Linked DNA regions of Mus musculus: region 1 is linked to region 2. Evidence: chromatin loops called from intact Hi-C (ENCODE). Cell type or tissue: heart. All regions are shown on one strand. Each heading gives the region's core, and the rest is flanking DNA. Links, peaks and the distances in the headings are about the cores only.

What was found. Peaks named below come from ENCODE experiments on the same cell type or tissue, not always from the same donor. Only the 100,000 strongest peaks of a DNase experiment are listed, where the experiment ranks them.
Region 1: a loop joins it to region 2, with 2.5 times the contacts of the local background. A loop is called at or near these places in 6 of 42 quality-filtered maps.

What each region holds. Positions count from the first base shown.
Region 1 is chr14:47,596,473-47,599,397 of GRCm38, forward strand. No RefSeq gene overlaps it. Among named protein-coding and RNA genes, the nearest start is that of Atg14, 30 kb to the left of the region's middle. In heart, for the core only: a CTCF peak has its summit at 1,534 (motif pointing right); no DNase peak of the experiment used is centred there; H3K4me3 peaks cover 296 bases; H3K27ac peaks cover 320 bases.
Region 2 is chr14:47,660,874-47,663,734 of GRCm38, forward strand. The region is part of intron 1 of Ktn1 (kinectin 1); the gene reads left to right. Among named protein-coding and RNA genes, the nearest start is that of Ktn1, 13 kb to the left of the region's middle. In heart, for the core only: no CTCF peak of the experiment used is centred there; no DNase peak of the experiment used is centred there.

The sequences.
Region 1 (2,925 bases), core at 151-2,650, 65 kb before region 2:
AGCAACTAAAGCCGGGCATGGTGGCACATGACTTTAATCCCAGCACTCAGGAGACAGAGGCAGGCGGATTTCTGAGTTCGAGGTCAGCCTGGTCTACAAAGTGAGTTCCAGGACAGCCAGGGCTATAAAGAGAAACCCTGTCTCGAAAAACAAAACAAAACAAAACAAAACAAAACAAAACAAAACAAAACAAAACAAAGCAACTAATATACATCTAGTCGATATTTGGAGATATTTAGCCACATTTACCAATTTTTTTTAGTTTGTGAATTTAAAACTTTGGGGGGTGCGGGTAGATGGTGCAGTCTATAAAGTGCTTGCCTCTTAAGTGTGAGGATGTGAACTCAATTTCCATCACTGATGTTAGAGCCAAGAGTGCCCCTGTCCTCCTGGCACTAGGAGGCAGAGACAGGAGGATCCCTGTGTTGGCTGACTGGACAGTGGAGCTAAGTCTGGGAGCTCCAGGTTGCTAAGGGATCTTGTCTCGAAAACCAAGGTAAAGAGCAGTGGAGGGGAACAGTGAGATCAGCCTCTGGCAGCCACATGCCTCTGCATATACATGCTTGCACAAGTATCTTGACATGAATGTACACATACACACAGGCACACATGCACACATACACACACATGCACATATACACAATACATATATGCACACATGTACACATACACACAGGCACACATGCACACACATATACATGCACATATACACACAGGCACATACACATGTGCACATACACACACATACATGCACATATACACACAGGCACACATGCATATACATAAATGCACATATACACACATGCATGTACACATGCACACATGTACACATACATGCACATATTCACACATGCACATACATAAATGCACATATACACATAGGCACACATGCACACACACACACACACACACACACACACACACACACACACACACACACACACACACACACACACACACATTTAAAGATAAAAACTCTGGAACCAGTAGGGTTTTTTGCAACTCTTAAACAATAGGTGAAAACCTCTAGGACTTGGGCATCAGGCTTCAGGCTTTCAAGTCACAGTCAGCATTTTAGGCCTGGACTCTAGAAAGAAAAATACAGATGTCCATTCAACAAGTACAAAATTACAAATAAATAGGAATAAATTTTGTTACTTTACTGTACCCTAGGGTACAGTTAACAATCATGAGTATTTCAAAATTCTAGACATTTTTGAACTTTTCACCAGGAATAAATGATGAACATTTGAGGTGACAGCTATGCTCCTTACAACGATTTTATCGTTATATTTATATAATATATATATATATATACACACACACATATATATATACACACACACACATATATATATATGTATGTATGTATGTATGTATGTATGTATGTATGTATGTATGTATGTATGTATGTATGTATGTATCAGAACACTACGTGGCTCCTATAAACCTGAAGAAATATTTACCAGAAATCTACAACATGAGAACCGTAGTGCTAAAGTGTAATGTGAGGAAAGACTGTTTCACTAGGGGGCGCTCTGTCTCCTCTCTCAAAGGCAGAGCTTCCGGTTTGGGGAGCAAACAGGCTTGGGGATCAGCTGAGGAGGGGCTTAAGTACATGCCGGTGCAGAGGACCAGGGGCTACCTCCTCAGATACACAGGATTAGTTACTGTCTTGGTTAATGCAGATATGTTTGTGCAGTGTATACTGGCAGGTTCTGTTCACATCAGTTCACCTGGAGGTGCTTGGCCTGTGATTTCTCACACACAGCACCTTGATACTGTGAACGTCGGAGGCAGTGTTTTTGGCCTAGGAAGTACCGCCGAGTCTGCATAAATGCAACAAGGCCGCCGGAGGACGGTTTTTAATCTGGTGCCAGTTTTGCTTGCTGTAGCTTTGTCTTTTTCCTGGGAGCCAATGACATGGTTCTAATTAAGTCTGCACTGAGCTGTCAGTTTCCAGACAGGGATTTTATATCACAAGAATATGGAGGCTGATTTACGAATTCCTTGAAGGTCTTTTCTAGAACAAAATTCAGTGGATTTCTTGCCCTTTTAATAATTGCTTAAACTCAAATTCCTTACTCCCCAGTAAGCCACACTTCCCCTTCTGGGTGGCTGGGTAGAGCAGGGCACCAGAAAGAAGCCTGTGCTTACCATGGCATAACCTGTCCCCCTCCCCCCGCCGCCCCCTCCCCCGCCCGCCAAGCTCCCCCGCGCACCCCCCCCCCCCAAATCATCTGAACATCCTGAGTCATGATGGCACCTTGTTTCTACCTAGAAAAGCAACAGCTCTCAGGCAGGACTGTGCCAGTAGGTGTGCACACTGGCAGTGAAACACTTGCCGAATTTGAATTCCCGGGGATAATGGCTTGGTTTCACAAAGACAGGAATCATCATCATCATCATCATCATCATCATCATCATCATCATCATCATCACAATTTATGTATAATTGCAGTTCCAGAGGATCCAACAACGCTCTTCTGGCCTCCTCAGGCACTAGCAGTGCACAGACATACATGCAGGCAAAATACTCATATGTATTCTATGGAGATCACCTGTCAATAAAAATGCCAATGGCCAATGAGCTGAAGCAGGAAATAGGAGGTAGGACAGGAGAGGTAACTGACCATGTGGTAGACATAGAATAGTTTGAATGGGTTCAATAAGTTATGTGCTAGTCAGGGAATGAACCAAAGCTTATGGTCTAGGCGTTTAATAATAAAGAATTACATCATTCTGCAAGCTGGGGCTGGGAAAACTTGGAATTTAGTTCATTTTCCACGATTCAATAAAAATAAATATAAGGAAAGAGGAAAAAGAGATCTGTGGAAGTGAAGCAACTCACCCAGAGACAAGCTCTGCTGATTCACAACCCGCAGTGAGTTCCGGGAAGAGTCCTGGCACTTCAGCTCCAGAGAA
Region 2 (2,861 bases), core at 361-2,860:
ACTGCATTGTATACAGTGGGCTTAGACAAATTTAAAGATGGGATTTCTGTCAACTACAGCTAAGTTAACTTTGTCTCAACCCTCTTTCCCATTACCTCATCATGGGCTAAGTTCCTTTCTTCTCCACTTTTTTCCTGAATTCTCTTTTATTTTGTTCTGAGCCCCTTATTGCCAGCTTTCCCCCTTCGTATATAACTGTTGCCTATAGATGCAATGTGAATTTTAGGTATACCAGTGAATAAAATATATGCTTATTTATTAAACACTTACCTGAAACCAAAACGGAACTGAACATTTTGTAACCTTTTTTAAGTCAAAGCCTAACATCTCAAGGCAAGTGGCTCTTATTGTGTTCTTTCCTTATTTCTAGTTACTAAATTTATCATTAATCATACAAAATTAGGATTTTTGACTTTAGTAAAATAGAATTTAAACAAAAGTCATAGTACTTAGGGCTTTTTGTTTATTTATTTTTAGATAGTCTTATGTAACCCAAGCTTGCTTTGAATTTGTACTAGAATACCCAGTTTAAACTGATTGGAACTTTGTGCAGGCAAGCACTCTATCAAATGAGTAACCCCCAAGTACTTGTAGTCTTAATAGTTAAACTCTGAGTTGACCTTGATGCTGAGTGTTTTATGTCTTCAGTTTTTATGTTATGCTGCTATGTGTCTTAATATTGTGGGTCCTCTACATATATACAGAATGACATGAACATTGAGTACAAGCAAAAGGAAATTCAAGTTTTGAGGGAATGCCATTTGGAAACTTTGGGTTTCCATTATGAAGAAACATCATGACCAAGGCAACTCTTTAAGGAACATTTAATTGGTGACAACTTAAAGTTTGAGAGGTTCAGTCCTTTATCATCATGGCAGGAAGCACTGCAGTGTGCAGGTAGACATGATGCTGGAGAAGTAGTCTTAAACTGAAGGCAGCCAGGAGGGGACTGTCTCTTCCACACTGGGCGGAGCTTGAGCACTGGTAACCCTCAAAGCCTGCCTACACAGTGACACATTTCCTCCAATAAGGCCACACCTCCTAATAGTGCTATTAACCATGGGCCAAGCACATTCAAACCACCACACCCATGAAAATCCAAAGGAAGACAGCACCATTCCTTCAGGTTTGTGGGATCTAAAAACAGACATAGAAACTCTACAGACCCTGAGCAGAACCCCAGGGAGAGTTTCAGATCTCTGTGGTCTGGTGTTTGGTCTTTGCCTTGGGCACTTGGTGCCTTTCATTTCTGTCTCGGTGAACCTGGTCAGTATGATCACAGAGGAAGATCTGGAAGTCATCATGCGTATAGATGTACAGGTGTAGCTTATTCTTTTAGCTTCTGTGTCTGCTGCAAAGTACCTTAGCTTGTTTTCCTAAGGCAAAACTTTGACATGTGTATCACCTTATTTTTCTTCTGACTCCAGTGTCCTGGCGTAGGATGGATATTTATTTATATCTATATCTATATCTATACACACACACACACACACATACACACATCCATCCATCCATCCATTGTTTACTTAAAAACAAAAACAAAAAGACAAAACACCGATCGTTAAAAGCATCTCACTTGACGAGTAGCTAACTTAGGCAAACAGAACAGAGAGTGCTTAATTGACATACAGATTAGATGAGTTATCAGAAAAGATCAATTCCAAACCTCTCACTGGCTCTTAAACCTTCCTAATGTGATCCATTAACACAGTTCCTCATGTTGTGGTGACTCCAACCATAAAATGATTCTCATTGCTACATCATAACTGTAATTTTGCTACTGTTAGGAATTGTAAATATCTGTGTTTTCTGATGGTCTTAGGCAGCCTCTCTGAAGGGGTTGTAACCCCACCCCAAAGTGTTTATGACCCACTTGAGAACCACTAAGTTAACATGTGTTCTGTTTCTCCCTTGAACTTGTGAAATCTTACCTTAGTAAATTGCTTGTGGAAAGTTAATTTTAGTCAGAAAGATTAATATTGTGTCTGTTGAACTATTTTGTTTGCAGAATGTGTTTCAATTTTAGATGTAGGCCATTTCAGGTATAACTTGAATTAAGAATGCACTGTGTTTTAAAATGAGCTATCAATTAATTGAAAGACAAAGTAGATTTTAGTAGCTTAAAGCTGCCTGTGATTACCATATCCAGTCTTATCCATTTGGTTTGGCAATTTACAGATAGACATGAACAGCTCTTTTACTACACACACACACACACACACACACACACACACACACACACACTTATTCATTCAGAGATTGAATCTTATATGGCCCAGGTTGAGTTTCACTTCACTTCATGGTCCTCCTTCTCAGCCTCCCAAATGCCACACTGTCCCAGGTCCCTTTATGTCATCTTGTAAATATTGGAAATTTGTTAAAATCCTCTGCTAAAGCAAAGTTCTAAAATGACTATAAGAACAATGGCTCCACATTTAAGTAGTTTTTTTTTTTTTTCTTTTTCTTTTTCTTTTTCTTTTTTTCTTTTTCTGTCCTGGAACTCACTCTGTAAACCAGGCTGGCCTTGAACTCTGGGTTCAACTTCTAGCAGTACTTGTCATGACTGTCTTTCACCTGCTACCTTGCCAAAAAGAGGGAGGGCAGTGGAGAAGACACACCCTCCCCTCGCCCCTACCCCCTTTTAGGGTCTTGTCACATGGTGTGAGAAGGGAAGGGTCTGTTACACTTCTCACTAACTACCCACTTCCCCTTATAGTATAGTTGAGGTGCAGGCAACAGCCATGGTTTAAACAGCTGACCTGTTTTGTGTTCTGAGTAAGATGGGATTAAATCTGAAGTGCTAACTGTCAGGGCAGGGTGCTAGCAGTTTACTTATTTATATAATTGACTGTTTTCTCTGT